2 separate regions of the Homo sapiens genome follow, and region 2 is linked to region 1. The links are chromatin loops, found by intact Hi-C in ENCODE. Cell type or tissue: Panc1. All regions are shown on one strand. Each heading gives the region's core, and the rest is flanking DNA. Links, peaks and the distances in the headings are about the cores only.

Region 1 (17,138 bases), core at 4,267-12,266:
TTATAGCCTCCATATCTGATCAATCACCCAGTTTTCTCAAATATTTCTTTTGCCATTTTCTTCTCTATATCCCTCCTTTGGTTCATATTCTGGTTATCTCTTACAAGAATACTGCAACACTCTATGAACTAGCTTCCTAAATTCTTGAGATGCCTCATTATATAACCCTTCTGTACATAATGTAGGTTACTTTCCCCTCTTTATGAAAGTGTTCTTCAGCATGAGGAGATTTATTACTTTTAATTAAATAACAGTTTTTAAAAAAAGAAAGTCATTCAGGTCAAATAGAGGTAAATTCCAGTCAAACAGAAGTGGATTGCAGATTTTTTAGTTAATGAAATTAGGCTTTTGTTTTTTGGCATTTGGGCCAAACATTAAGAAAATATATTTTCATGTATTGCTATAATCATACATAGCAAATATATAACAAGAGAAATAGGCCAAAACTTATAATCAGAAATCTCAAGTTTGAATCTATACGTCTCTATCAACTGTAGGTGTGATGCTGGGTATGTCGTCTATCTGCTGATTATCAGTTCTCACGTCTGTAAAATCGTTGATAGAAATGAAATTGGTGTAAGATTAAATGTACCTCTGCAGCCACTTAGGCTCTTGAAGAGTACCCCCATCCTTGGTTTGGCTTAACAACCAAGATTTCAGGAACATATAAGAGAACGGCTGTGCCATACATGTGAACTAAGTATTTGAAACAGGATATTCAGGCTACCACAATTTCTTGTCTCTAGTTTTCCCTTCTGTCTTTCCACTGCTATTTCTGAGTGGTATTTATAAAGTGGTGACCTGATTTTATGTAGCCTTTTTTTTTTTTTTTGACAGTGTCTTGCTCTGTCACCCAGGATGGAGTGCAGTGGCACAATCTCTGCTCACTGCACCCTCTGCCCCCGGGCTTAAGTGAGCCTCCCACCTCAGACTCCTGAGTACTGAAACCACATACACGCACCACCACGTCTGGCTAATTTTGCTAATTTTTTTTTTATTTTTTGTATTTTTGATAGAGACGTGTTTTCACCATGTTGCCCAGGCTGGTCTCCAAGTCTTTAGCTCAAGCAGTCAGCCTGCTTCAGCCTCTCAAAGTGTTAGGATTACAGGCTTATATAGCCTTTTAATAATACCCTTCAATGAACTTGAGAAATGATCTAAACCCCCTATTAGTGGCATCTAGGGTCCTCCAGGATGTGGCTCCTATTTACCTTTCAAATTTTATCTCGCACTGTTCTCTCCCCTCTATGTGATATTCTGAGAAAATGTAAGTATTTAAAGCACCTCAGTATTTTCTTTTTCCCCTTTCACACCTCATCACATAAAATTTCCTCAGCTTAGGATTCTATTTTTTTCTTGTTTCATTATGGATGTGTGTTTCTCCTTGAAGTCTTCAACTCAGTTTTGCTCCTCTTCTGCAAAATCTTTTCAGACTGACAGTTTGTAGACATGCCCAAGCAGTGTTGATTATGATTTACTTTGTGCCAACATTGTATCTCATAACACGGGGCATGGTGTAATTCATTTTTGTGTTGGTTTTCATTCATAATTAGACCCCAAAGCACCGGGTTATGGAAGTCATGTGTACATATTGTGTCCCTGTATCTAGCACAACATTTGACACACAGTGTTCATTAAATATCTCTGGAAAATAATATGAATTCTGTGCTTAGGTCTAGGCTGAGCATGATCCAGTTGTGAGGGATAGTTTCACAGGGCATTAAAGTATTAGAAGACTGTAAGTGAGATCACCTTTTGAGGAACAGGATATTTTCCAATGGGTTTTAAAGTAAATAATATATAGAAATAATTAACTCAGTCATTGGTCTTTTTATTTAGATAAGCTAAAAGATTAAAAAAAGGCTTATATTTTGTAATTTGACTAAGGCCAGCATGTAGAAATGTTTTATTGAGATGAAGGAGGCGTTTTGTTTGTTTGTTTGCCAGAGGAGGAGGAAAGTTCTGATAAGTAGACTGTACCACGGATGAATATAAAAAAGACATATTTTCTAAAACCCAGATGCTTTAGATGTCAGTCTTTTAATTAGGGAAGTACAGGTCCACCGTGGTTCTATGTTTGATGCTTAGAATGGTTTCTTCTCATCAGAATGGTTTCTTCTCGCCACTCTGGGCCCTTTTTCTACAGAGTCAAATGAAGCACAGAATTCTTGAAGCATGTTAGTTTTCCCATGGGAGGATTCAGTATCTTTTCATTTAGTTGGAGGTAGATTCATTAGGACATTTGCCTTATATATGTAGAGTAATGTATTTCCTTGGAATCAGAATGAGCGTTGGGACCAAAGTTGGAACAGATAACAGCATACATATTTCTGTTTTTACTTATTCTGGTGCATGCTTCTCATATGAAAAGTCTTGTTTAATCAAAATCTAAGCAGCATAATTGTCAAGTTGGAACATATTTTCATAAAGACATCTAAAATACTGAAATAATTAGAGAAACTTAGCAGATTTTCAGTTAATGAAATTAGGTTTTTGGTTTTTGGCATTTGGGCTAAACATTAAGAAAACATATATATATATATAGCTGTAATCATAGATGACAAGTATATTACAAGGGATATAGGCCTAAACTTACAATCAGAAGTCTCAAGTTTGAATCTGTACCTCTCTATCAACTGTATGTATGATGCTGGGTATATTGTTTACTGATTCTCAGTTCTCATGTCTGTAAAATAATTGACAAAAATAAAATTGATGTAAGATTAAATGTACATACAGAACTTATAAAAAGCTGATGTCTTACAGAAGTATATTATAATTGTATCAGTAGAAAATTCATAAAAAATTGAAAATCCAAAACTATTATAGATCAGGGATGATGTGCAGCATAAATTATTTTTTGATAGAGCCTACTCTAACTGTTGAGTATGCAGACCATAGAGATTATTAAATACTGTTAATATCAATCTTCTTATAGAAGGTTTTGCTTCCTGTTTTACAAGTGTTCAGTGAGAAGTAGTTGAATGTTGCTCACCTTCAATATAAAGATTTCGATGTTCTTACAAGTTAGATTATTATAAAGTAAATGAGCTGAATTCAGAGATTCTAAAAAAATCACATTGTTGTTGGTAGTCAGAACTTCCCTGGTTTTGTAGTAAACCAATAGAAGTAAATAAGATAATATTTGTGGGGCCTCTTGTAATCTACAAAGAGCTATACAAACGAGTGTGTGTGTGTGTGTGTGTGTATAAATATGTACATATATGTATATGGAATGTGAATGTCTGTAGAAAAATGATGTTTATAGTAACTTTTACAGTTTAGCTATAATATATTTATTTTAGATGGATCTCTAACTTGTAGTGGCTTTGAGTTTTCAGCCAGTTATATTCAAAGAAACATCCCTAAGTAGTTGTTCCAGTTGGTTAACTTTGTCAATACAAAAACATTCCATGAGCTAAGATTTACTAAGATTTCCCTACGATGCTTATTTGTTGTTATGAGACTGAAATACTAGATGAGTAACATACTGAAGAAGAATGACCTCTAGGACTTCAAGAAAGAAAGATTTCAAGCCTGTTGTTTTGAAATGCCAGTACAGACAGCTTGAACATGTAGAGAATGTAACTTAATTTCATAAAGGTTTGTTCAATTGCCCAAGTGTTGTATTTCAGCATTTTAAAATCTATTTTTAAAATATATATTTTAAAAACTATGTATGGTGGCAAACATGCTGGAATAAGCCAGGTTGTGTGTGTATGTGTGTGTGTGTGTGATTGAGTGTGTGTGTGTGTGATTGTGTGTGTGTGTGGCTGGGGTGTGCATGAGCGAGAGAGACAAAAGGACTAGTATATTTTTCTTGGACATGAATAACTATAGTTACATTTTTTATTATCTTATGGATTTAGTTAAAACTTTATTCTGTCCTATAAAACTAAGAAATTATTTTCACTTTGAACCATGAGCCTAGAAAGGTTCAAGACACGATGGAGTGGTCAATGGAGTGGCAACTTAAGAAACTTTATTTTCACTGAAATCACTTCTAAGGAAAGAATTTAGAGATTCTCTTAAATAGTGTTTGATGGCAGAATATAGTTACCATATGCTGGACATTGGAATACAAGGTATAAACACTCTATTTTTTAAAAATTTTATTATTATTATACTTTAAGTTTTAGGGTACAAGTACACAACGTGCAGGTTTGTTACATATGTATACATGTGCCATGTTGGTGTGCTGCACCCATTAACTCGTCATTTAGCATTAGGTATATTTCCTAATGCTATCCCTCCCGCCTCCCCCCTCCCCCCACCCCACAACAGTCCCCGGTGTGTGATGTTCCCCTTCCTGTGTCCATGTGTTCTCATTGTTCACCCATGAGTGACAACATGCGGTGTTTTGTTTTTTGTCCTTGCGATAGTTTGCTGAGAATGATGGTTTCCAGTTTCATCCATGTCCCTGCACAGGACATGAACTCATCATTTTTTATGGCTGCATAGTATTCCATGGTGTATATGTGCCACATTTTCTTAATCTAGTCTATCGTTGTTGGACATTTAGGTTGGTTCCAAGTCTTTGCTATTGTGAATAGTGCTGCTATAAACATACGTGTGCATGTGTCTTTATAGCAGCATGATTTATAATCCTTTGGGTATATACCCAGTAATGGCATGGCTGGGTCAAATGGTATTTCTAGTTCTAGATCCCTGAGGAATCGCCACACTGACTTCCACAATGGTTGAACTAGTTTACATTCCCACCAACAGTGTAAAAGTGTTCCTATTTCTCCGCATCCTCTCCAGCATCTGTTGTTTCCTGACTTTTAAATGATCACCATTCTAACTGGTGTGAGATGGTATCTCATTGTGGTTTTGATTTGCATTTCTCTGATGGCCAGTGATGATGAGCATTTTTTCATGTGTTTTTTGGCTGCATAAATGTCTTCTTTTGAGAAGTGTCTGTTCATATCCTTTGCCCACTTTTTGATGGGGTTGTTTGTTTTTCTTGTAAATTTGTTTGAGTTCATTGTAGATTCTGGATATTAGCCCTTTGTCAGATGAGTAGGTTGCAAAAATTTTCTCCCATTCTTTAGGTTGCCTCTTCACTCTGATGGGAGTTTGTTTTGCTGTGCAGAAGCTCTTTAGTTTAATTAGATCCCATTTGTCAATTTTGGCTTTTGTTGCCATTGCTTTTGGTGTTTTAGACATGAAGTCCTTGCCCATGCCTATGTCCTGAATGGTATTGCCTAGGTTTTCTTCTAGGGTTTTTATGGTTTTAGGTCTAACATTTAAGTCTTTAATCCATCCTGAATTAATTTTTGTATAAGGTGTAAGGAAGGGATCCAGTTTCAGCTTTCTACATATGGCTAGCTTGTTTTCCCAGCACCATTTATTAAATAGGGAATCCTTTCCCCATTTCTTGTTTTTGTCAGGTTTGTCAAAGATCAGATAGTTGTAGATATGCGGCATTATCTCTGAGGTCTCTGTTCTGTTCCATTGGTCTATATCTCTGTTTTGGTACCAGTACCACACTGTTTTGGTTACTGTAGCCTTGTAGTATAATTTGAAGTCAGGTAGTGTGATGCCTCCAGCTTTGTTCTTTTGGCTTAGGATTGACTTGGCGATGAGGGCTCTTTTTTGGTTCCATATGAACTTTAAAGTAGTTTTTTCCAATTCTGTGAAGAAAGTCATTGGTAGCTTGATGGGGATGGCATTGAATCTATAAATTACCTTGGGCAGTATGGCCATTTTCATGATATTGATTCTTCCTACACATGAGCATGGAATGTTCTTCCATTTGTTTGTATCCTCTTTTATTTCCTTGAGCAGTGGTTTGTAGTTCTTCTTGAAGAGGTCCTTCACATCCCTTGTAAGTGGAATTCCTAGATATTTTATTCTCTTTGAAGCAATTGAGAATGGGAGTTCACTCATGATTTGGCTCTCTGTTTGTCTGTTATTGGTGTATAAGAATGCTTGTGATTTTTGTACATTGATTTTCTATCCTGAGACTTTGCTGAAGTTGCTTATCAGCTCGAGGAGATTTTGGGCTGAGACAATGGGGTTTTCTAGATATACAATCATGTCATCTGCAAACAGGGACAATTTGACTTCCTCTTTTCCTAATTGAATGCCCTTTATTTCCTTCTCCTGCCTGATTGCCCTGGCCAGAACTTCCAACACTATGTTGTGTTGAATAGGAGTGGTGAGAGAGGGCATCCCTTTCTTGTGCCAGTTTTCAAAGGGAATGCTTCCAGTTTTTGCCCATTCAGTATGATATTGGCTGTGGGTTTGTCATAGATAGCTCTTATTATTTTGAGATACGTCCCATCAGTACCTCATTTATTGAGAGTTTTTAGCATGAAGTGTTGTTGAATTTTGTCAAAGGCCTTTTCTGCATCTATTGAGATAATCATGTGGTTTTTGTCTTTGGTTCTGTTTATATGCTGGATTACATTTATTGATTTGCGTATGTTGAACCAGCCTTGCATCCCAGGGATGAAACCCACTTGATCATGGTGGATAAGCTTTTTGATGTGCTGCTGGATTCGGTTTGCCAGTATTTTATTGAGGATTTTTGCATCGATGTTCATCAGGGATATTGGTCTAAAATTCTCTTTTTTTGGTTGTGTCTCTGCCAGGCTTTGGTATCAGGATGATGCTGGCCTCATAAAATGAGTTAGGGAGGATTCCGTCTTTTTCTATTGATTGGAATAGTTTCAGAAGGAATGGTACCAACTCCTCTTTGTACCTCTGGTAGAATTCAGCTGTGAATCCATCTGGTCCTGGACTTTTTTTGGTTGGTAAGCTATTGATTATTGCCTCAATTTCAGAGCCTGTTATTGGTCTATTCACAGATTCAACTTCTTCCTGGTTTAGTCTTGGGAGGATGTATGTGTCGAGGAATTTATCCATTTCTTCTAGATTTTCTAGTTTATTTGCATAGAGGTGTTTATAGTATTCTCTGATGGTAGTTTGTATTTCTGTGGGATTGTTGGTGATGGTGATATCCCCTTTATCATTTTTTATTATGTCTATTTGATTCTTATCTCTTTTTTTCTTTATTAGTCTTACTACCGGTCTATCAATTTTGTTGATCTTTTCAAAATACCAGCTCCTGGATTCATTAATTTTTTGAAGGGTTTTTTTGTGTCTCTATTTCCTTCAGCTCTGATCTGGTCTTAGTTATTTATTGCCTTCTGCTAGCTTTTGAATGTGTTTGCTCTTGCTTTTCTAGTTCTTTTAATTGTGATGTTAGGGTGTCAATTTTAGATCTTTCCTGCTTTCTCTTGTGGGCATTTAGTGCTATAAATTTCCCTCTGCACACTGCTTTGAATGTGTCCCAGAGATTCTGGTATGTTGTGTCTTTGTTCTCGTTGGTTTCAAAGAACATCTTTATTTCTGCCTTCATTTCATTATTTATCCAGTAGTCATTCAGGAGCAGGTTGTTCAGTTTCCATGTAGTTGAGTGGTTTTGAGTGAGTTTCTTAATCCTGAGTTCTAGTTTGATTGCACTGTGGTCTGAGAGACAGTTTGTTATAATTTCTGTTCTTTTACATTTGCTGAGGAGAGTTTTACTTCCAACTATGTGGTCAATTTTGGAATAGGTGTGGTGTGGTGCTGAAAAGAATGTATACTCTGTTGATTTGGGGTGGAGAGTTCTGTAGATGTCTATTAGGTCCACTTGGTGCAGAGCTGGGTTCAATTCCTGGGTATCCCTGTTAACTTTCTGTCTCGTTGATCTGTCTAATGTTGACAGTGGGGTGTTAAAGTCTCCCATTATAATTGTGTGGGAGTCTAAGTCTCTTTGTAGGTCACTCAGGACTTGCTTTATGAATCTGGGTGCTCCTGTATTGGGTGCATATATATTTAGGATAGTTAGCTCTTCTTGTTGAATTGATCCCTTGACCATTATGTAATGGCCTTCTTTGTCTCTTTTGAGGCCTTCTTTGTTGGTTTAAAGTCTGTTTTATCAGAGACTAGGTTTGCAACCCCTGCCTTTTTTTGTTTTCCATTTGCTTGGTAAATCTTCCTCCATCCCTTTATTTTGAGCCTGTGTGTGTCTCTGCACGTGAGATGGGTTTCCTGAATACAGCACACCAATGGGTCTTGACTCTTTATCCAATTTGCCAGTCTGTGTCTTTTAATTGGAACATTTAGCCCATTTACATTTAAAGTTAATATTGTTATGTGTGAATTTGTTCCTGTCATTATGATGTTAGCTGATTATTTTGCTCATTAGTTGATGCAGTTTCTTCCTAGCCTTGATGGTCTTTACAATTTGGCATGTTTTTGCAGTGGCTGCTACCAGTTGTTCCATTCCATGTTTATAGTTATCTCTGGAGCCCTGTGAAGTAGTACAATTAGCTCCATTTTACAAATGAGAAAAGACTTAAAATGTAAATAAGTTATCTAAAGTCTCCTAGATAGGAATTGGCAGTACCACTTCTTGTAGTGTGTTATCCATTTTTCCCATTATTTTCATCTTCAGCTTATATAATGTGGGCCCTTATCATAAATAAAACCTTCCAAATACTCTCAACACTTTTGATTCTTCCTTTCATCCCACTCCAACATAATAAACCCATCTATTTGATTTATTTAATCATGCAATTGAAAGCTGTACTTCTGAACAAAACAAGAAATATTTAAATCATTATGAACAGTATGTTTTTTAACCTGTGATATTATCAATTCTGAGAAATATCATCAGTTGATGTACTGTTAAGAAATAAGGGAAAACATGCCTAAGTAAATACCAATACATTGTTTAGTTTTCTGTTGTTGTATAACAAGTTATCACTAATTTAGGGACTTAAAACAGCACCAAATGATTATCTCACAGTGTCCATATGTCAGGAGTCTAGACCCAGGTTAGCTAAGCCCTCTGCTCAATGTCTGACTGGGCTGAAATCAAAGTATTTAGTTGCTGCCTGTGGTATTTGTCCCTGCTGGTTTCAAATTGGATATTGTTTCTATTGCCATTTCCATCAAAACAAAGATATCTCAGGGCCTCTTTTGTTCTTTTGTCATTAATTTCTGATTTAATACCCAAAGCAGACGCATCTGATTGTTGAATCTAAATTGTGTGAAGGTGCTTTTGCTGCAAGGGAGGCTGAAAAAGCTATCATAGGGACAGAAATCTTTGTGACATACCACAGAGTCCTTTTAGCTTGTTTAAGCAAAAAAAAAAAAAGAAAGAAAAAGAAAAGAAGGAAGGAAGGAAGGAAGGAAGGAAAAAAGAAAAGAAAGAAAAGGAAAGAAGAAAGAAAGAGAGAGAAAGAGAGAAAGAAAGAGAAACAAAGAAAGAAAAAAGGAGAGAAAGAGAGAAGGAAGGAAAAATAATAATACCCAACTCTCAGAATGTTTGGCAAGGCAAAAACAACCAACTGTGAATGTTATATAGCCATAAAATAAAACCAATGCACTTTTGCATTATGAGATACTGTTACAGATTGCTACTTAGCACTTCTCTGGCTCAGGGCTGGAAACCAGATGCTCTATTTCAGTTGCCTCACAAAAGTTTACATATGTCTACCTCTGCCATCAGGCTTACAAAAATATCTGATCGCTACACACCTAGCCTTCACCTCATCTGCAACCGAGACTTATGTGAAGTTATAAGACTCGTAGAATCTAGGTTATATACCTGTCCAGTAGTTATAAGAAAGTATGAGGAATATATTTTTTTAGTTTCCTAGCTTCTAAAATAGAGGAGGACAATATGTAAGCCCACTAAAATGGAAGTGAAGCAAATAAACCTGCAGTATCCATCATAAATATAATAGATATTTTTAGATTAATAATGAAAACCACTTTCCATCAAGATGCATAAAGTATTTCCTGAACACAAAAATAGGGTTCAAGTGCTAGACAGATCCAAAATGATAAATGTTCACGAGGGTGAGAGGAGTAAGCCCTCATCCAGTGTGCAAGATTTACGGAAGCACCAAACAAAATCAATATAAAGACTGCTTTAATGTCATATTAAAAAATTAAATGCATGAAAAACGGTCATAATAAACAAAAGGTCAAAATTTTAAATAAAGGATCAATACCAGTGCCATGTGCACCATATTCAGGCTGAGGTAAAATGGAGAAGTCAGTAATACTGATCCTATCTTAAGTGCCTTGCCCAGCCTTGAACAGGGATAGCCCTCCCTTAGTTCACTGTATTCTGAAAAGTGGCTGCCAGTAGCACCATGAGTACCTATCACTAGCTTTGCCACTGCAGTAAAAAAGAATTTCTCTTTTCTGTCATATGTATGTGAATCCCACAGAATATACTGATTGATTCTACTTGGGCCATTGTCCATTTGTGAACCAAGCACTTTGACTAGAGGGATGGGGGCACTCTGAGCAACCCCCTTTCAGCTCCAAGACTAATAACCTCCTCTAGGACATGTGGCAGGAGGAGAAATTCCCCGAAGCAACTAGAAGAAGAGGAATGTAAAAGTGTAGTGGGCACAGAAAAGGTTAACGTGACAGTTTCATGTGTCCAGATTACTGTGAGAACCACTGTTCTGCCCTTTTCATCTCCATTCTTGCCTCCTACTCTCTATCCTTTAATTAGTATCCAGATCAATCTTTAAAATGCAAGCCTGATTCTATAGTTCAGCTTGCAATCCCCCACATTTCACTTAGGATATGATACCAAACCTTGGCATGATCTACTAAACCTGCATGACCTTGCTTCAGCATTACCTCTAAAGCTTTTGTTTATTCAGCACTCCACCCACTGGCTCACTCTGCTTTGTCTCTCTAGGATGTTCCAGTGCACTGACTTCTTTCACATGTCAGCAATTCACACATGCTTCTCACCTAGACAACTACTTATTCTTTACATCTGAGTTTAAAAATCGCCTCCTCAGCTAAGTCTTTTCTCACACCCTAATTTAAAATTATGTTGTTTCTCACTCATAGCACTTATCCTATTTCATAGTTACATAATTATTTTCTAGGAATGTTTCATGTACCCATCCTCCACCCCCAACCTTACTAGATTCCAAGGTCAGTCATAGTAGACATGTTACTGTTTTATTCAATTATATTTCCTCATTTCCCACTTTTGTATGCTGCCTGACACATAGCAGGTGCTTAGCAATGTTTTTGTTGAATTAAAATAGAAACTGAGTCCCAGTTAAATACAGAATGGACTTCTTTCCTGCTCACTTCTAAGGCTAATTTTTTGTCATTTTTATTTTTTTCTTTAGGCCACCATTATTCTTGGAATAAATTATCTTTTGGTTAAGTTAGCCAGAATTGGCTTATAACCAAAGACACAACTTTAAGTGTTATAATTCCTAGTAGGGAATTGAGAGATTTTATTTTTAGAAACAGGTTGAAGGCAATAAAGGGCTGTTTCTCCTTCTAAGCATTCTCTTTGGCCTCTTCATCTCTGTTTTCAAGTGTTTCCCTAATTCTTTTCTAGAATATCTCCAACTGCTACCTTAGCCAAGATCTCAAAAGTAATCCCAATACAGACAAGACAAGTTTCATGTCTTCAAACCTCTAGCACCCAAGTGAGCTACATGTTGCTTTCTAAATGTGCTGTACAACCTTGATCCTCTTGACATTGGCACATTTTGCTCCTTCTGTTTAGAAAGCCCTTGTGATGTGGCAGAACCTACTCACTCACTTCATCCACTGGTTGACTTTTCACTTATCCTTTGGGTCTCAGATTAGGCATCTCTTCTGGGAAGGCTTTTCTCTTTGCATCATAGATTGTTTGAGTGTCCATCTAACATGGTCCTCTAGTCCCTTTTACTTTTCTCAGTTATGGTACTTGCAAAACACATAATTGCCTGTATACTTGTTTTCTCCTCCCATTGTCTCCTGTGGACTCCACTGTACACATTGCATTCCCAATACTTCAGAAACTAGTACATTATAGGGATCCATTAAATATCTATGCACTACACAAAGTAGGAAAACAAAACTTTCAAATGTCCTCAGTGCCAACTTACCTATCTGGCCTTTCATTTTTTGCAAGACACATGCACACACACACACACACACACACACACACACACACACACACATGCACGCACACACAATGCACAGATGCACAGCTTGGAATTGTCAATATTGGCTTGGCCTATGTTTTTCTCCCCCTTGCCTCTTGTTCCTCCACCGTCAGCTGTTGATAGAGGCATAATTTACCATACACTTTCAGTGAAATACCCACCTATCAACCAGATAGGTGGGTATTCTCATAGATTCTAACCCATGCCTAACACACACATCCTGCTGACTGTAGTGGTGATAGGGTAAAGACCCGTTTAAAATAGTTGGTTAGGAGGATGGGGGAGGAATAAACTTGAGAAATTCAAAAGATTTTGGTGATAGAGTTTTAGATAGATTATAAAGTAAAATAAATATAGCAAAGTCCATGAAAGGAGATGCAAAGTACGTTGAGGTTATATATGTACCAACCTAACAAAAAAGTATTGTAATAAATGCACATATTTCAACTCTTCACCCAGAATATCTCTATATTCTTGCAAAGTCTTCATAAAGTCATTTCTCTGAATTACAGAACTGCTTCCAAATATGTCAACTTTGGTTCGGTATCTCTCTGCAAGTAATTGAAGATTTGTTAAAATGACATTTAGTAGCATGTTCCTTATCCTGTATTTTCTTATCTTGTACTTATAATAACTTTCTCATAAAATATATTTATCAAATTTTAATATTAATTCAGTATTGTTTCATTTATATTTATTGAAACAATGTAATTAAAGGACCTACTGGAAATGCCATTCATATTAATGAAACTGTTAAATATTAAATTTTAGAAAACTTAATGTCTTTGCTGGTATATTGATGCCAAAGTGGACCAACTCTAAGCTTATCCAATAATTCAGAAATTCTATTTCTTTACTTTTTATGCAATAAGAAATAAAAATACTGAGTCAGAAAAATCCACCTAATGCTTTGTAGCATCAAAATAGAATAATCGTATTTTTTTAATTGGTGGCATGAGAATTACAATATTTGAAATCAGCTTTATGTTGATTTTAGTCATTAAAATGTGCTATTATTTTTTAATATTTTTCAAATATTTTTGAAATATATTTCAAATATTTTTGAATATTTTATTTTTCTAACTTATCGATGGCATATATATATATATATATGACAAAATGACTATGGAATTAGCGGCCTAAATTTCAAACAGATAAGGAAAAATTTTTCAACTTTTCTCTTTATCAGAAGAGTCTATAGTAAAGTGCTTTGACTCCTCTCCCTTTCTGATCTCTTCATTTTATCCATGGGACTGCTCATGTATTTTGTAGTATTGAATCTTCTTAGAATAGCAAAATGTGTCAGAAGCATGCTAATATTGTAGAAATACCTTGAAAAATATTCTCAGTAATATATACAATGGAATTTCTACACTTTCAAAACCATTTTAATTCTGACTGACATCATGCTGGTAAATAGAGTAAAGACATAAAATATTCTATCTAGTACCATTAATCTCACAAATAGACTCTGAGTGAATAGCATGTTATTAGTGCTATTTGCTGACAGATACCAGAACTGGCCAGCTGCTTAAATTACTTCCAACTAGTTATCATTCCAGGACAGTTTTCTTTGCTCGCTCAGAGCATTTTAGGATATATGGCTTTTTTACCTAAAGTGTAATAAAAAATATATAAACAACTGGAATGGCCAAATATTCCTTTCAAGTATTATGACTCCTAAAGAGTGGATATGGGTTTCCAGATCACTGCAGTTTTTCTTCTTTTACTTTACCCTTGAGCAATGAGAGTTAACCTTGAATATAGGGACACTCAATATGTCAAAAAGCCTCAGAATGTTTCAATTGTTTTCCATGCCTGCAGTTTAATTCTTAGCCCGATGTTTTCCAAGTCAGTCAACCACCTTATAACAGCAATATGTCCACAATAGCCAGTGAGCTTGGGATGAAGCAGCAACAATATGGACTCTCTGTGATGTTTTTTTGTTGTGAATTCTGTAAGATGCTATGAAGATGAGATTTCTGACAAGGTGGTCCCTCAATTATGACAGCAGTAACTTCTTTGAGATGTTGGCTGAAATGAGTATAAATTGCATTCAAATTCACCACAGTGCAACTTTTGGCAGAATAATATTCAATGTGCATGTTTTGGAAAATAGTGATGTTATCTTGTTCACTGAGTAAGGAACTTGGTAATTTTGACTTGTTTCATTGAGAACTTATTTGGATATTTTAAGTATATCTTTCATTTAGTTGTAAGCTGGATGGTACAAGACTTTGCAAAAAGATTAGTTGAGATAATTGGGTGGGGGTATTTAAGGATGAGAGAGAGAGAGCAAGAGAATGAAATTAAAATTTGATGATAGTTAAGTCTTGGGAGCATGTACTATCTCAGGCTCTATTCTAAGTGCTTTATATACCTATAACTGCCTGGGATAAACAGCTTTGTTATCCTTATTTCATAGTGGAGAAATGGAAAACTGAGGAGACTAAACATCATGCCCAAAGTCATCTAATTAATTGAAAGTCAGCATGAAATCAATGCAGTCTGACTTTAGTAGTGATGCTCTTAAGTTCTGTGTTAACATATAAAGCTGTATCTTGTGTGTGTGTGTGTGTGTGTGTGTGTGTGTGTGTGTGTGTGTGTTTTCTGAGAGGCTATGTCTTACCATGGAAAGATTGCAGACTTGCAGTTCAGTTAAAAGGCCTAGAATGCAGAAACATCAGCAATAATTTTTGAAAAGAATCCTCAGATAGGGACACTACCACTAGAATGACTGAGCACTATCCACCTCTTTCTCTCCTACATTTGCTCATGATTCAGTATCCTAGCAGAGAGCAGCACTCAGCCAATCTTAGATCAGGAGCCTGTTCCTGGTATGTGCCAGTCAGTGAGAAGAAGGATCTTCTATTGAGGAGTCAAGGATCTCTATTTATCACCTACCACAACCATATATAATATTTGGTAAGACCATTTTCCAAAAGGAAATCAGGGTATCATTAGAAAGGGGACATGGGTGCTAGGAAGTTAAAGACCACAAAGTATTTTCTACAAAGGTCATCTATTCACTGCCTATCGTCTCTGGCATCAGCTTTCAAAAATGTCTAAAATAAAAAATTTCCATCTATCAAGATAGGTCACTCTCTTAAATTCAAATCAAAGCTAATTTCTCTTTGAAACACTCACTGATTAAGCATATGTAGTTCACATAGTAACAAACCTGCTGCTGGTTTAAAAGGCAAAGAAGTATGGAAATCTACAATAGTCTACATCAGCAAGTATTTGTTCTCAGAGGCTGCCCATATATCTCAACAATATTCTGCCTTCTTCTGTGATCTTTTAGTTTTTCTGAAAGAAATGCCACTTAGGTGTTAATAAGCCATTATCACTTCTGGTTAACACTGTTTAGCAATTACTGATCTTGTAACAAAGAGATTCAGTCTCTAGGTTGTTCACAGGCAGCAGCAGTGGAAACAGCCAGTGTGAGAGAGGGACAGAATGAAGCAGCACAAAGAAAAGCATCAAGGGAAACACTTTCAAAATGCAAAGTGCACATCTGAAACCAAAATACCGAATTGTTTAATGAATAGCATATACAAAGATACTAACATATACAACACATGTGCCATGTACATTTGAACGTCTTGGATATAAATCAATAATTATTAGTTAATTGTCTACACATTTATTTCCAAGCATGTCATCCTTTCTGATTATAAAATCCCATGAAACCCATTTTAATTACAATCACTAGAGAGAAATATGCACTGTACATCAGTATAATTTGCCGTGTCAAAGTGAAAATTGCTTGGGTAAGAAGATGGCGACGATCAAGAGACGCAACTGGTGCTATTTCTAATGGCACCTTACATCTTTAAAAAGAATGTGGCAGTCCAGCTCAAACCAAGCAATGAAAATATAAAGGGAGCTGTCAAAATATGTGTCATAGTGGAAATATAAATAAATGGTTGAAAGATGAGTGGTAAAAAGAAGAGATGAAGATATGGATATGTAGTTAGATATATAGAACAATTCAGTGGAAGAGAAAATAACTGCTTGACAGAATAAATTTGAACATGACAGCCTTATAAAATAAGCCACAGAAACATGAGCATCTATGATAGAGTTGTAGAGAATAGCGCTGTATTTAGCACCTCTGCTTGATTTCCCATTATAACGTTAAACACCCTGGGCCTAAACATTTCAGGCATCTTGCTTTTGCAATGATTGTTTATTGAGAACTCCCTCTAAATGCAGGAGAGAGAATATACTCACTTTTCAGATAATTGTATTGTTATAGTTTTTATTTTGGGTGGTTTGATTCCTATTTGGGAACTTCAATAGGAAGTAGAATATCTTTACTGAATGATAGTAATGACTTCTTCATGCACAGAGTCAAGATATTCACCTCTTTCTGAGCCAGCCTCTCACCAATTCAGAGGCAGAGGCCAACATAGAAAACTGTCCTTTAAATCAAAGTTTTAAAAAAGAGTTGGTATAAATACCACTGTTGCAGAAAGCAATGGATTCAAGTTGGCCCCTAGTCAATTTTAAAGTGTATAAAGTTTTTGTAAATAGGTGAGGGAGAACTATGTTGGTGGAGAGCGACCAAACCCAGGTTTCCAGAATGAATTTGAAAATGGCAATAGAACAAGTTTAAGGAGGCAGATGAAGTAAAAAGACTAGAACATCCAAATGTTAGGACATGAAAGTTAGGATCTAGTACATAATTCAGGTATTTGTCAGATTAACAGGAGAAGAGTCGTTAAACAGGGCTGTGTTCTCTGATCCAATGGCAAAAGTTGTTGTACTTGGGTTGCTATGCTTCTCTGAAGTACAAGGACAAGAAGGGAATTACAAATGTGTAGTTGCAGACAAAGACAGAAAGAAAGACAAATCAGTACTAAAAGATGGTGATGATGCAGTAGCAGTGACTACAAGTGTATAAACAATGATTGAAAACAAAAATGACTATAAGGCCAGATAGGTAACAAATGCATGATACAAGCTTGAGAGTACATGTTCTATATAAAGGGGGTGGCTCTAAACCAGCTTCAGTTCAGTATTACCACCAAAGGAAAGGTACATCCAATTTCTCAAGCCTTCTGATTCTTCAAGAAAAGCCAAAAATCTGTATTTTTATTATAAAATTTTTCACATTTATATTGTGTTAGTATCATTAAATCTCACTTG
Region 2 (17,138 bases), core at 5,699-13,698, 60 kb before region 1:
ATATTCCACGGCCAATCTCTGTGGATTCACCCAGGCTGGCTTTGTTCTTGAACTGAAAATAATGGCTCCTATCATGTGACCACACGGTCATTTCTGAATCTGGATTCTAGTAACCACTCATTTCCTTTGCCTATTTGGGCCTAGGATTGGTTATACTCTTTTCTGATTTTACTAGTTCTTGGAACTTCATGAATCCTTTGTAAATTGTCACTTTATTAACCTCTCCACAAATTACCCAATTTAAGTGTGCCATCTATTTTATGGCAGTGCTCTGACTGATACAGCAATTCATGTGGCTCTAGAATCTGCTAACTTTCATGTAATACACACAAGCAGGCTAGAGAAAGGACTCTGGAATAGACAGAGGTGTCTTTGATTCTTGGATCTGGCATTCACTATATGTTACCTCTGCAAAATTATTAAATCTTTCAAATCATCAGTTACTTTGTAAAAATGAGATGATAAACTCATTTCACAGGGTTCTTGTGAATATTAAAAAAGGATAATAGGGTGAAGGGCAGTATAGGTAAACTATATATGGATATTAATAATTGTTTATGCTAGGTGATAGGGGCATAAGGGTTTATTATTACTGTTGTTTCTATGTTTGTATATTTCTGAAATTGTTTATATACTTACAAAGGGGCAATACATCCTTATTTTATAGAGTACTAGAGAGGGAACTTTAAAAGTTGAGATTGGCCAAGTATAGAAAAGTTGTCACTACAAAGCTTTGGTTCAGTCTCTGTGTAGCTAGAAGATGACCATCAAAAGACAAATGGCTTGAACATACATGTTAGAGAGCATAACATTCTTCTGGATCGTAGATGTCTGGCTAATATTTGGCGGCAATAAGCTGAATAAACCCATGGCAAGTTTTGGTCAACATGTGGTGCAACTCTCCACTTAAATAGCATGAATGGTTCTATTCATGATTTTGATGGGGACTCTGTGTGGCTTATACTGTACTTAGATAAATGTTTCTTCTTCATAATATAGCATTAGCATAAACCATCTTTGGTATTCCAAATCTTGCAAGTTTTGCTAGTGTAAATTATCATCCTTAATTAACTCCAGAACTTTAGGAATGACTGGGTCTACGTCTGATGAACCGAGGGCATGATCTTGGAAAAGGTGAATTCATTTCCCCATGTGGCCAGCCAGTCTCCCCCAGGTGATTCTCTTTGGTTTTTTGCTATGCTATTCTTCCATTTGAAACTTCCCATTTTATAGAACATACAAGTAAGCATCAGAAAATTTAAGTACCATTTAAGCCCTTTAACTGTTAAGTGTGGAAGCCAAAAATGCTTCTTCTATCTTATATTTTAGTGGAGAATATCCTTAGTTAGTAAAATGAGTTGTTTAACCTGATGGATCAACAATAATGGTAAAAGAATAAGTGCTTCACAGTTTAGACTCACTTCAATCTTGGAATCGCTAAATCTGCCAATTATAATTTCATGTGATCAATGTAATAATAATAGTAATGATACTAGTGGAATAGATGGGGCAGCAATATTAAAAGACATAATTTATTTATACAGATCCAAGTTTAGAGTATGTTAATATTTTCACTGTAGTATCAGAATCTTGGAAGAATGAAAAATTTGAATGACCTGGAATGGATAGTTTTGCTGAAGGATAATAGGGAAAGTGAAGCTTTCCTGTTGACAAGTAAAGTGTGATTCTTAGTACTGTCATTTTTTATTGCAAATTACATTATGAAAATTTAAGCAGAGAATTGCCCATGAGCTACAAATGATTGCTTCTTATTTACACTCAACCTGTTTGACTATGAAGTGATATTTTAGAGTGAAGTCCCTCATATTGTTATTAACATCACGGTAATTATGTCATTATTGATAATATTACCATAACATAATTTTAGTGGGAGTTTTTCCTTCAGATTCAGTGATGTTCTAGTATAACAAAGAATAATAGCTCGGCATAATGACTTTGGAACATAATTTTTGTTAATATGCTTCATTAAAACGTCAAGAATGTGCTGAAGACAATGACCTCATTTTTTTCATGAGATTTAAAAATCTACACCTGTATGTTAATTTAGGTTCGCGTGCCTTCAAAATGATAGTACTTTTGAAATGGAAAGACTAGCTTATACCACATGTAAGGATAGACAATAGAAATCACCCTATCTTCTCCAACCTCCTACCACTCTCAGTTGACAACATAATACTGAGAAAGGGGAAACATGCTACGCTAATTGAAAAAGTGATGAACCATAAGGCAGTAGACCAAGTAGACTTACATAGTGCTATGCCACTTCCCAATTATGTGGCTGCAAACCGTTCTCTGTGCTTCATCCGAGGCAACTGGCCATCAAGAGTCACAGTCTGGCCCGGCACGGTGGCTGATGCCTATAATCCCAGCACTTCAGCAGGCCAACCTGGGTGGATCACCTGAGGTCAGGAGTTTGAGACCAGCCTGGTCAGCATGGCAAAACCCCATCTCTACTAAAAGTACAAAAATTAGCTGGATGTGGTGGTGTGCACCTGTAGGCCCAGCTACTCAGGAGGCTGAGGCAGGAGAATTGCTTGAACCTGGAAGGTGGAGGTTGCCAAGATTGTGCCACTGCACTGTAGCCTAGGTGACAAAGCAGGACTCCATCTCAAAAAAAAAAAAAAAAAAAAAAAAAAAAAAAAAAACAAAAAAGATCACAGTCTATTGGCCTGAAGATGGAATTGAATTGAGGAGGAGGGATACCTGTATTACTTATTTTCCAAAATTGACTTTGAGTACATGTATGTAATGTGGGTTCTCTTCATTTTATCACATTTCCCACCACTGCTTTTCCTCAGACCTCTGAATGCATTTAAGATGTATAAGCTCTAGACTGCTTTTGGATGGACGTCTTCAGCAGCTACAGGAACATAAGAATTTTGGTTCATGCTTGAAAAACTTATATTTCTCATCATTTCTACATCTAAATTTCAAAGATTTGAACACTCTTTGCTTTCCTGTATTGGATTTTTGGTGGAGTTTTCCTCAATAAAAGATTGCACTCTTTGTATCACAATATTTACCTATTTTTTCTTATGCTCACTACCTAACCACCTCTGCTTTTATGTAACATGCATTAATATAAAAATATGCTTTTAGATTGTAAATGCATTTTAGGGCTTATAATCTTCAAATGGTCTAATTCACTACATCTTGCACTGCTGTCTGTTACATAAGTGTTGCTTCATCTCAGACACATTCTTAAACCTTCCTACAACAGACAGATAATTTCCCAGTCACATTTAATTTTGTTGATTTTAGTCCTTGTTTCAGCTTAAACACAATCATCCCCAGAAACTATTGTTCACAAAAGCCCATGTTCAGGCATGTGTTACCTCCCTATTTTTCTCTAAACACACACATATTAATTACTTAAGGTCTTTCGCTCTCACAATGATTCTGATTATTCATTTAATGTTTTATAATGACCTCAGCCTAAATTAGTATCACTAGGAAGTACAAACATTTTTCTTATGATATCCTTCCTATCTTTCTCCACAATTCCAAATCCCTATTTTTTTATTTTTACGTAAATGACATTTTCATTACAAGATCTTTCTTAGTTCAGTCTTTCAAAAATAAAAATTGTATGTATTTGAACTGTGAACCCCCAAAATTTGAGACAGATCTCAGTTAACTTAGAAAGTTTATTTTGCCAAGGTTGAGGACTTGCACCTGTGACACAGCCTCAGGAAGTCTTGACGACATGTGCCCAAGACGGTCGGGGGACAGCTTGGTTTTATACATTTCAGGGAGACATGGAACATCAATCAATATACATAAGAAGTACATTGGTTCAGTCTGGAAAGGCAGGACAACTTGAAGCAAAGGCAGGAAGACTTGAAGTGGGCAGAGGACTTTCAGATCACACAATGGTGAGAGAAAAAGACAAAGGGTCGCATTCTTTTGAGTTACTGATTAGCCTTTCCAAAGAAAGTATCAGATACGCATTTATTTCCTGTGAGCAGTGAGACAACTTTGAATAGAATAGGAGGCAGATTTGCCCTAAGAAGTTTCCAGCTTGAGTTTTCCTTTTAGCTTAGTGATTTTGGGGGTCCAAGATATTTTCCTTTCACAAAACAATCTCTTACATATAGAGGAATATTTGTGACATGTAAGCATTTTAAAAGACAATTGTAGGGCCTTGAATCAACATCAGTAATATCCAGGCAGTATTCACCATGGGCCTTGGGTGAGACCCTGTAGCATGCTGGCCTCAGGTGTGACCCAACATATTACCAGCTATGGTGGCCATGGGGGAGACTCTTTCTGCTTGTGGAAAGGCAAGTGAAGAGTAAAAAGGATTTTTTTTTTTTACTCTTCCTTAGCCACAATAAAGTAACACCTTAGCCACAGTAAAATAAAACATCAAGCAGAATACTAAAGTCTTTTATCCAGGCCTTGGCTCTTGGATGGCATTTCTAGACTTCCCCTGGGCCAGAAGAGAGCCCATTTCCTTGAAGGGAGAGACTCAGGCCCAGCAAGATTCACCATAAGCTGACTAAAGAGCCCTTGGCCCTTGAATAAACATCAGAGGTAGCAAGCAGTACCTGTAACCATACTGGGGCAGGGGTGGCCATGGGGAGAGACTTCGCTGCTTGAGAAAAGGAAAAGGAAGAGTAAAAAGGACTTTGTCTTGCAACTTGGACACCAGTTCAGCCACAGTAAAATAAACTACCAAGTAGATTCCTAAAGTTTTCAACTCCTGGACCTAATTCCTAGATAACATTTCTAAACCTACCCTGAACTAGAAGGGAACTCACCACCCTGAAGGGAAGGACACAAGCCTGGCTGAATTCATCAACTGCTCACCAAAGATCCTTTGGGCCTTGAATAAATATTAGTGGTAGCCAGGCAATAGTTGCCACAGGCCTTGGGATTAATAACTGGAATATATAAGGAGCTCAGATAACTCAACAGGAAAAACATCTAACACTCTAATTAAAAATGGGCAAAAGATCTGAATAGATATTTCTCAAAAGAAGAACACATTAATGGCAATTGAGTATAAGAAAAAGTGCTCAAAATCATTGATCATCAGAGAAATGCAAATTACAACTGCAATAAGATGTCATCTCACCCCAGTTAAAATGGCTTTATCCAAAAGACAGGCAATAATAAAGCTGGTGAGGTTATGGAGAAAAAGGGAATACTCATACACTGATGGTGGAAAAGAGAACAGTATGGAGGTTCTTCAAAAAACTAAAAATAGAACTACCATATGAACAAGCAATCCCACTGCAAGGTATATGCCCAGAAGAACGGAAGTCATTATATCGAGGAGATGTTTGCACTCTCATCATTTCAGCACTATTCACAATAGCCAAGATTAGGAAGCATCCCAAGTGTCCATCAACAGATGAATGGATAAAGAAAGTGTGGTACATATACACCATGAAATACCATTCAGCCATAAAAAGAATGAGATCCTGTCATTTACAACAACATGGATGGAACTGGAGGTCATTATGTTAAGTGAAATAAGCCAGGCACAGAAAGACAATCTTTGCATGTTCTCATTTGTGGGGGCTAAAAATTAAAATAATTAAACTCATGGAGAGTAAAATAATAGTTACCAGAGGCTGGGAAGGGCAGTGGGGTAGGGGGAGTGGATATGGTTAATTGATACAAAAATATAGTTATACAGAATGAATAAGATCTAGTATTTAATAACACAACAGGGTAATATAGTCAACATTAATTTATTAGACATCTTACAATAACTAAAAGAGTATAATTGGAATGTTTATAATACAAAGAAATGATAAATGCTTGAAGCGATGGATACCCCATTATATGGTTTGGCTCTGTTTCCACCCAGATCCCATGTTGAATTGTAATTCCCAATGTTGGAGGAGGGACCTGGTGGGAGGTGATTGGACCTTGGGATTGCATTTCTCCCATGCTGTTCTCATAAGAGGAGAGAGTTCTCTTGAGATCTGGTGTTTTAACAGTGTGTTACACTTGTCCCCTCAATCTCTCTCCTGTCAACATAAAAAGAAGGCACTCGCTTCCCCTTCGCCTTCCGCCATGATTGTAAGTTTCCTGAGGCCTCCCAGTCATGCTTCCTGTTAAGCCTGAAGAACTGTGAGTCAATTAAACCTCTTCTATTCATAAATTACCCAGTCACAGGTAGTTCTTTATAGCAGTGTGAGAACGGACTAATACACACCCCATTTACCCTGTTGTAATTATTGCACTCTGCATGACTGTATCAAAATATCTCATGTACCCCATAATTATATAGACCTTCTATGTATCTATAAAAAATTTAAAAAGCAACAAAAAAGATAATAGTAAAGTATAAAGACTAACTGAAAATCACTCATGTAACTCCCACCTATCTTAAGAGATAGACTATTGCCAGTAGCAATGTAAGCCCTCTGCGTGCACAAGGGACTGCCTCTGCAATACAGACCATCAATAGTCTGACCTTTGCGGTAATCATTCTCCTGGTTTTACTTACAGTTTTATCACCTATATGTTTATCCTTTAAGAAATAGCTCAACATTGCCTCTTTTAAAAATTGCTACAGTAGGAATCATTTCCACTTATATGATTTTATCTGCTTTCATTTAACATTGCTTGTGAGATGCCCTGATGTTAATGCATTTAGTTATGGTCTATTTATTTTAATTGCTATATAATATCCTATCACATACATCATAATTTTTCTTTTAGTCAGATCTATTATTGATGGACATTTAGGTTATCCAATTTTGGCTTTTTATAAACAATGCTTCAATGAAACATACTGTGTGTCTCTCCTGGTACAGTTGTACAAGAGTATCTGTGAGGGGCCGGGTGCGGTGGCTCACGCCTGTAATCCCAGCACTTTGGGAGGCCGAGGCGGACGGATCACGAGGTCAGGAGATCGAGACCATCCTGGCTAACAAGGAGAAACCCCGTCTCTACTAAAAATACAAAAAATTAGCCAGGTGTGGTGGCAGGCGCCTGCAGTCCCAGCTACTGGGGAGGCTGAGTCAGGAGAATGGCGTGAACCCAGGAGGCGGAGCTTTCAGTGAGCCGAGATTGCACCCCTGCACTCCAGCCTGGGTGACAGAGCGAGACTCCATCTCAAAAAAATAAATAAATTAATTAATTAAATAAATAAATAAATAAATAAAAGAGTATCTGTAAGGGATATCCTAGGAGAGGAACTGCTGTACCCTAGAATATGTGCACTTTCAGGTATTCTAGATTACGAAAAATCGATTCTACATTAATTCATTTTGCTCTACATCCTCTTTAACACTATTGGTAGTTTTTAAAATGTTTGCCAATCTGGTCAGTATGTAAGGATTTTTTTTCTTTTCTTTTCTCTTTCTTTCTTCTTTCTTTCTTTCTTTCTTCTTTCTTTCTTTTTTTCTTTTTTTTTTTGAGATGGAGTCACTCTGTCGTCCAGGCTGGCGTACAGTGGCATGATCTCTGCTCACTGCAACCTCCAGGTTCAAGTGATTCTTGTGCCTCAACCTCCCAAGTAGCTGGGACTCCAGGCATACACCACCACACCGGACTAATTTCTATATTTTTAGTAGAGACAGAGTTTCACCGTGTTGACCAGGCTGGTCTTGACCTCCTGGTCTCAAGTGATCCACCCAACTTGGCCTCCCAAAGTGCTGGGATTACAAGGGAGAGTCAACACGGCTGGCAGAATTTTTAATCGTAGTTTCAGTTGTATTTCCTGGATTATTAGTGAGACCATACTTTTAAGAGCTCTTCCATCATCCAGCTGGGAAATGTCCTCTTTCTTGGAATTTAGATAACACATGCTGTACATTGTGCTCTTTCAGTGTTTTCTTTTTCTATGTCCTATTATACTTATTTTTATTCTATATTGTATGATTCCTGAGAGCAGAATCCAGGTTTTAATTCCTCTTTGTATCCTTGCAGTTTGTAATACATGGTCTCATTAAGAATGAGCTATCCATTATCATTTGCTGAATGAAATCAATGAATCCCTGAAGGTATGGATTGCAAAGCAGACATCGGGTGGGGCTAACACAACAGGTTTTAAAGTCAGAGAGATTGGGGATGAACACTATCTCTTGTACTTACTAGCTGCCTGGGAAAATTTATTCAATCTAAATAAATACTGTTTTCTCCTCTGCAAATTGGAGATAATATTAACGACAGCCTTATAAGATTGTTATAAAAGTTAAATGTGATACTTCATGCAAGTCATATGTAAGTCATAACAGTCACTTCTCAGTCACTGATAGCCATTATTATTGTTGTTGTAATTATTACTACTCCTACTACTCAGATACTGTTTTAAATAGTCTAGGCCAGGCACTTTGGGAGGCCAAGGCGGGCGGATCACGAGGTCAGGAGTTCGAGACGAGCCTGACCAAAATGGTGAAACCCCATCTCTCCTAAAAATACAAAAATTAGCCTGGCGTGGTGGCACGCACCTGTAATCCCAGTTACTTAGGAGGCTGAGGCAGGAGAATCACTTGAACCCAGGAGGTGGAGGTTGCAGTGAGCTGAGATTTCGCCACTGCATTCCAGCCTGGGTGACAGAGCAAGACTCTATCTCAAAAAAATAAAAATAAAAATAAAGTCCATTGTCTAGAACAGTGTGATGTTTGTGTGTTGCCGGTCTTTCAGTGTTAAAGATCAGAGCCGAAATACATTCCTTCTCTGCTGAGATAGCCTTAAATGGAAATAGGAAAAAAAATCAGAACTCATTATGTAGAAATGAAATGGAGAAAATAATTTGGATCACTCTTCTTTTACATTATTCAAAAGTATGTGGAAAAGGGGGTGGCAAGGAGAAATAAAGAACATAAAAGGACAGGGGCAAGAAGAACTAGGCTAGACTTTTATCATCTCCTTCCTACTAATACACCCAAGAGGATACTGAAGATGCCACCAATTCAACCTCCAAGTGCAGAGAATCCAAAAATTCCAAACTGCCTCATAAAAGATAGCCAACTGTCACATTTTAAATCTAGTTTAGAGAAATATCACAAATGTGTAAGAGGACCTCAGAACACTTTGAAGCCGATAATATGTTGAAAAAAAAGAATCGAAACACTCAAATGAGTACGGAAAAAATAATTAGGTAGAGCAATGGCAGCCGCAGGAACAGACCTGCATAATTGTAACAGCATTTTATGGAGAAATGTAAGCTAAAGCCTCTAGTGCCTTGTTAAGCCAGTGTCAGTAAAATGTAAGCCTCAATAAATGAGCTATGTGTTTGCCAAGATGGAATCATTGCAAACATTCAGAGATAGGTTAACATTTAGGAATCTGGATTTCAATGTAAACATATATGCTTTAACATATTCCACAGCAGTAATTGCAAAATGTTTTCAGAGTAGTTACATTTACAGCACTGGTCTCATATAATTTACATGTACTTTTCCATTAAAAATATCTTTTGATGTGCAAATGTAAATAGCAAATTAGAAGCAGAGGTTTACCCAAACAAACCATTTCAAGACATATGTAAAACTAAGCAGAATTTGTGGAAGTAGATCACGTCTCTGCTTAAAACGCTTCAAGGGTTGTCTTATAACTTACTGAATAAAGTCCAAAAGCTTTAACGTTAGCACAAACTCCTTCCAAGACACTTTCTTGTTCTTCAACCATGTTTTCAGTCATTCTGCACAGACTTTACATATTATGCGTTAGTAATAACAAACTGTAGTTTTGCCTGCTTTATAGTTGATGCTCTTTTCTCAGTGGATAAAACCCTTCCCAATTCTCTTTATTTGGCTAAGTCTTATTTAGTTTTCATGAATAAACATATGTTTCCATGATACTACCTGGAGCATACAAATTAGATAAGGATGCCCCATGCTACATAACACACCATACAGACCTTTATCTTTCTATTGACTGCATTGCATCTATACTAATCTTATACATCTGACTTCTTCATGAGTTACCATGCCAATCAAGGCCAATCACTGTTTATCTATGTAACCTCTGACTCTAATGCAAGTAGGCACATTATGAATTAAGTTCTAGTTGAACTGTGTCATTACTAATTCATGTGTGGGAATTATTAGTGTGAAATGGCTAGATTCAAAATTCAGCATTTTCATGTTGAGAACCTTCAGGAGTGACACATTTATGGGTATGTGAATAAGGTGTGAGAAGGGCAAGTTGAGCTAGATTCTGAAGAGACCCAACTGTCAAGACAAAACTATTTGCTCAGCTATGTTATTCAAGGAAGTGCTGCCTGCCATAGATTCAATTTTGAGCAGAGGTTAAGATGGTTAATATGGAAACTCAGAAATCTTCCTTGAATGTCCATATTCTAAGGTTGACACGTGGCTATTCCTAGGCACTGCCAGATGGAAAAGGAGAGAGAAGAGGGTTACTACAAACACGTGCTCTACTTCTGCTGAAATTGGCTGATGTCTGCATTTGGCTGGAAGCAGAGAATCTGGTGAAAGGGTGTGATCAGGAAAGAAGGGTCAATTTATGAGCAGCATAAGGGTGCAAGGGCAAGAGGAATTAAGCTAATACTGACAATAAAAAGAAAGTATGGAGGTAGTCCATTTAGGAAGCTCAGGAAATTTTAGCTTATAATATAAAACTTTCAAGGCAATTCAGCTTGATAGCTTTTCATTTTACAAGCCAAACTAACAAACATTATCTAATTTGAGCTCTATAATCTTGGGAATTAGATTCAAAGAATTTTGAGCTGATATGACCTCAGAGATTATTTTGATTGGTGCTTTAAGATATATATGGCTGAAAAAGAACCTCACATAAATATCCAGTATGAAAACATATGACACTGTGGCTTCTGTGGGGGAAGAGGATTAGAGATCTTATTTCTTGTTACATGTTACATTCCATTTCCCCAGGTTACTTCACCCCTGGGGTCTCGACTCAGAATAGAGATTGAGAATCACAGATCTAGTTGAACCATCCAACTTTTGAACATGAATAAACTGAGGACCCAGAGGTGAAGTGATTTTTCCACAGTCCCACGACAGATATGGCCAAACCAGGGATCCTTTTGCATTGTGGTAAGTATGAGAAATAGAGGCAACATAAGTAATTCCATTTTGTCAATGAAGAACCTAAATCTTGGGGTGACTCTATGATGACCCAAGGTCAGAATTCTGACTAATAAGTTCTAGGATCAGAACTCCAACCCAGGTCATCTGAAGTTACATGTAATAGGCCTACATGGCCATCAATATTTATAAATATATAATGTTAATTATACTACCCGAAATTCACAACCAATCTATCAGAATAAGCTGGACGTTTTGTACTTAACACATGCATATTAAGATTCCATCTTATTTCTACAAAATCAATTTACTAGCATAGGAACTTATGAATGTGTATATTAGAAAGCTCACTGAATTATTCTCATACACCCCATGTTAAGGAGATGCAGTACAGAAGTTTAGTATATATTATATTATGACACCATTGCTTCCAGAGAAAACTTTATCAGGTAGTATGAACCAACACATACAGACTAATAGTGGCCATCTGGAACACTGTATTGAGAAGAGTTTTTTGTTTGTTTGTTTGTTTGTTTGTTTGTTTTGAGACACAGTCTCGCTCTGTTGCCCAGGCTGGAGTGCAGTGGCACTATCTCAGCTCACTGCACACTCCGCCTCCTGGGTTCACGCCATTCTCCTGCCTCAGCCTCCCGAGTAGCTGGAACTACGGGCGCCCGCCACCACGACTGGCTAATTTTTTTTTTGTATTTTTAGTAGAGACGAGGTTTCACCATGTTAGCCAGGATGGTCTCAATCTCCTGACCTCGTGATCTGCCCGCGTCGGCCTCCCAAAGTGCTGAGATTATAGGCGTGAGCCACCACGCCCGGCCCGAGAAGGGTTTTGAAAGTATGTGCAAGTTCAGAGATGTCTATCTTGGGCATAGAAATGGAGAGTTCTTTACCCTCCTCTTACTCCCTCCATTGATAAGCAAAGTTATAAAATCAATAATTCAATATCTAGTCTTTTGTGTTAGTAGACCCAGAATAATATATTTCTGACTAGAATCAATCATAATAGGTTAGGAGCATTCCCATTCTGAAAGAGAGGGGATCGCCTTTGCATCGGCAAGGTTTCCAACAATGGAGTCTTTATTTTACAATATATTCTATAGAATGCTTCTTAAATGTTTTAAATGTTAACCATGCATTAAATTCACATTAGTTTTTTAAATAAAATTAAAATATCATAAAGTATAAATTAATTACACAAAATACTATAGAACAACTAAAGATCACTTTAATCTCCAAACTTAATCTCACTTTCCCAGAGATAACCACTATTATCAGTTAGGTACATTATCTTTTCAGATTTTTCCATGCATTTACATAGATCTGAAAATTTAATACTGATAATAAACTCTGAAAGATAGATAACTCCCTGTTAGAAAGTATTACCTATCCTGCATACTCAGTTTTCAACACTTCCTCACTCATTGATTAATGCTAAAATTCTGTTGCAGGTTTTGGGAATCACCTGTAAACAGTAAGAACAAAGTAGCAAGGCTGGGGCTCAGCTGTAGACAATAAAGCCTTTGCCTGAGGGTTGCAGGAATGAGAGGCCTCTCTGAGAGGCCCCAAGTCGATTTTGCCCTTCTCCAGAGACAGAGAGCTGGTCTACCTGAGGCTGACATGGGGAGGAAAGGCAAAGAGAAGTAAGTAACAAGCTGATTGTTCCCATTGAAGAATTAGAATAAAAACTTGATCTTTAGCTTGCTGCATTTCAGCTGGGAGGTAAAAAGTATGAAGAATGGCAAAAGTAGAAATGTGAAATGATTTCTCTTTCAATTGTTGGAAATCCTACCAGCTCTCCAGTTTTCTGAATTTTCTTAAAACGAAGGATATTAATTGCTATATTAGTTAGCCTGAGTGTCTATGATGAGACATGAAATAAAACCTTTTTTGTGAAATGGAGAAAAAAATAAAAACATTTATTCTTGCTCACTGAACCATCAATCTAGAGAAATAGATTTCAGAAAAAAAAAATCAGTGTACTCTATAGCATCTTGCATTATTTTTTTGGTCACGCATAATTCACCTAGTTCAATTCATATTTAATCCTATTCAAACCTATTTTTCAGGGATTGCCTGAATGTCAATGGTGATTTTGCACATTTTACAGTCACTTTTATAAAAAGGTAAGTGGAAAAAAATTCTATTTTCCATTTCCTGCCAGGTTTTATATTTTACCCTTCACTTGCAAAAAATGTCCAAATCCAATGCTTACACTTTAGAGGTGTAATTTGGTTCTAATTTTATTTTAAAAAATTTGCAGATAGAGTTAGTGGCTCACTGTATCGTTTTATTTTTTCTAAAGCAGTATAATTTCTGGAGTGCAAATGAGAAAGATTCAAGATGCCTGGTATAAGATATAAATTTAGTTAAAATTGTTCCTCTAGAGTGTAAATTATACATTGTGATCCTGATATTCTAGTAATATTAACAAAACTGATGCATAATCTTAAAGTTTATGTGCCTCTACCCTTTCATTTTTAAACCTTCTGGAGGATTAACATGCTGTTCAATAGTCTACAGACCTGCAGGTCTCTACTCTGGTTGCTTATCAAATTTTGCAATGCAGCTTTTAAAACATATGGATGTGTGGATGCCAGTCTCCATCTACACATTTTTGGCTTGGGCATCTCATGTTTAAAAAAGTTGTCAAGTGATTCTGATACACAAATGATGATTGCTTTTTATAACAAGGGTAAGTAAAAGTATCAGCTCCACCAAACCATTGGTAGATGTGATATTTCATGGAACTCTTCAATAATAAAGCACATAATACCTAAACTGGGGTATTTTGCATTTCTTTGTAATAGTTATAGACTAGAATAAATATAACTCAAAATACCCTCTAAATCTAACATTTGTAACTTTCCTCTGTTTAATGACAGCATTTGTGCCAATCAGCTACAATACTGTTTATGAGAAATCCTGGAATTGTGGATTAATTATCCTCTTTAATTGAATTGCTTTCAAGGTGCTTGGGATATATAAGAGACTTTCAATGAATCACTAAGAATATTCAAAATGGAAAATAAATCTACCTTGTTTCCCTCCCCTAAATAATGCCTTTGGATATATATTAATTCATCAAGTTGCATAAACATGACAAAGTTATTATAATTATTTTCTTACTTATATCAAGACTCTTCCTTTATGAATATATTGCATGATAGTAATTCTATTTAATAGTAACCTAGCAACAACATGCCTGAAGGAGGATGCTATTTCACTTAAGATGGGAAGCTTTGCAATAGATAGACTGCAGAAGACTCATATTCTCCATGGGCTAGGAAATCTTATGGAAAAAATCATCACCTCTTTCCCCCATGAAAAAGTTAGGCTAACTATGAAAGAGATCTCAATTTTCTCTCTTTTACGCTTTTGTTCATAATATTAGACATTTGTGATAAAATGCCTATAGAAAAAAGACAGCAATGAACAACTAAATTGTGTAAATTTTGTTTTTATTTGTTAAAAACAAGATTTATATATACAGATGTACAAATTTAATGTGTAGATTTTGATTACTTTCTTGGGTCAGTTTACCCACTTTGACTCAAGCTCTGACTGACATGATACATGAAAAGTCAATAAACTTACTTGAGATTTTGACTTTCTATCCTAAGTCATTGAACTATGTGGCTGGGTGGGTTTAAAGATAGTTATCGTCTTCTCTCCCTGAGACAATTTCTTAAAACAGGAGGTTGAATAACTCCTGAATTTATGATTAGTTGGAACATTCTGTTGATCTTTAGGATGAAATGTGCAACAAGAATGTAAAATGTTATTGAGATCGTGCATCATTTTTCCTTCTAAGACTTTATTTTTGAGCTTGTATATTATTCCTCTTGCTACACCAAAGTTGCTTTATTTTCTCACATGATAAACGTAACTTGATATCATCTTTAAAATATAGTGCCCCTGGCAGGAAAGCATCTCCAGAGAAACTTTGTTATTAGCATACATATGGTTATGCAAATACAAAAAAAAAATTTACACAAAACTTTCTCTAAGGATTTTAAGGGTCTTTATACCTATTATCTTCTGAGTCTTTAACACAATTCTGGGATGTGAATAGAGAATCAACATTATTACAGTACGTGCTTTCTTTTTTCATTAAAATGGTCCTGATTTTCTAGAGTTCCAATTGAGAGACCTATTAGTATTAAGCATTATTAATTGCTTATCAGTTTTAAGAGGAGTTTATCCAATTGCATCCATATATAAATATATATGCACATCATGTATGTAATATGCATACAAGTGTATAACATAGCATGTGTATATAAGCATGCATCTCATGTATTCTGTTTATGTGTGTTGATATTTGTTCCAGAATTATTTTTTGTGGCTTATTAAATTATTTCTAGATCATCTGGACAGTTTAAAAGAATTAAGAAACCTTTAATGCAAGACATTTAAAAGAGAAGGAACTTTTAATTTTAGTTTGTAGACCAAAAGGAAAGAATATGAACCCAAATTATAGGTTAAAACAATGCTGAGCCCACATAAAAGGCTCTTTGAATGTGAATATCATTGCTCTCAAAAGAGATGTGTTTTGTGGCAGTCAATAACCACTTTTCCACTTTTGGTCACTTGATTGGATTTTCTTCTTTCCTTCCCCAGAGAGGGCTGGAGGAAAGGGTTGGAACTCAGGGTGTCATCTTAATGAGATGAAAAGGATGTCAACCACAGCAGCCCTACTTTGTAGATACAGTTTTACCTGAAAAACAAAACAAAAAAGCAACGCAGATGGCACGGTGGCTCATGCCTGTAATCCCAACACTTTGGGAGGCCAAGGCGGGTGGATCACCTGAGGGTCAGGAGTTTGAGACCAGCCTGGCCAACATGGTGAAACCCTGCCTCTACTAAAAATACAAAAATTAGCTGGGCATAGTGGTAGGCACCTGTAATCCCAGTTTCTCGGGAGGCTGAGGCAGGGAGAATTGCTTGAACCTGGGAGGTGGAGGTTGCAGTGAGCCAAGATTGCACCACTGCAGTCCAGCCTGGCAACAGAGCAAGACTCTGTCTCAAAAACAAACAAACAAACAAACAACAACCAACTGCTTACTGGGATCTTTTACACAGGCTGGTACACCAAAAGTGGCTAGCTTATTAAAAAGTATCTGAATGCTTTCCCTTTAAGGTTGAGGAGATGGCAAAAATACTCGTTTTCACCACTCCTCTTCAACATAGTACCAGTGGTCTTAGCTAGTGCAATCAGGCAAGGAAAACAAATAATAAACATAAAAATTAGGAAGGCAGAAAGAAAACTATTTATTCTGCAATCAACATGACTATATATATAGAGAGAGAAAATCCCAAAGAATTTATAGGAAAAAAAAACCTCCTACAACTAATAAGTGTGTTGAGCAAAGTCACAGGATGCAAAATTAACACACAACAACCAATTGTATGTTTAGATACTAGCAATGTACAATTAGAACCTAACATTTAAAAGAAAAAGCCAAGCCAATTACAATAAAAGATGAAATCCTTAAGTATATATCTAACAAAACATGTACAGAATGTGTATGCTGAAAATTACAAAATTGTGATGAAAGGAATCAAAGGAAACCTAATGGCAACCTACTATGTTAGTGGATGTGTATAATCAATATAGTAAACATGTTAATTCTCTTCAGATTGATTTATACATTTAACCTAATACTAATCAAAATCCTATCAGGTATTTCTGTATATATTCATAAGAGGTAGAATGATTAGATAACCAAAATTATAGTTCATAAAAATGATAAATTGAATCTCACTGAAATTAACTTTACTTTGCAGAAAACATTTTAAAAGAATTGAAAGGCACACTACCAGATGAAAGAAAATATTTGCAAATTACATAACTACCAAAAAAGACTTGTACAAACAATATAAAAATAGTAAAACTCAAAGGTAAGAAAATAAACAACAAAATTGAAAAATAGGCAAAGGATTTGAGCAAACATTTTAAGACAAATAATATAAGAATAGTAAATAAGCAAAGGAAAGGGCTTTCAACATTATTCACCTTTAGGAAAATACTAAATAAAACTAGGATGAGGCCGGGCGCGGTGGCTCACACCTGTAATCCCAGCACTTCAGGAGGCCGAGGTGGGCGGATCACCTGAGATTGGG

The links. Peaks named below come from ENCODE experiments on the same cell type or tissue, not always from the same donor. Only the 100,000 strongest peaks of a DNase experiment are listed, where the experiment ranks them.
Region 2: a loop joins it to region 1, with 4 times the contacts of the local background. A loop is called at or near these places in 2 of 110 quality-filtered maps.

The regions. Positions count from the first base shown.
Region 1 is chr17:53,905,877-53,923,014 of GRCh38, reverse strand. No RefSeq gene overlaps it. Among named protein-coding and RNA genes, the nearest start is that of KIF2B, 92 kb to the right of the region's middle. In Panc1, for the core only: no CTCF peak of the experiment used is centred there; no DNase peak of the experiment used is centred there.
Region 2 is chr17:53,966,976-53,984,113 of GRCh38, reverse strand. It overlaps LOC107985001 (a long non-coding RNA gene), which reads left to right and starts at 10,835. Exons shown (of 3, transcript XR_001752942.1): 1 at 10,835-11,012; 2 at 12,464-12,655; 3 at 13,082-13,139. In Panc1, for the core only: no CTCF peak of the experiment used is centred there; no DNase peak of the experiment used is centred there.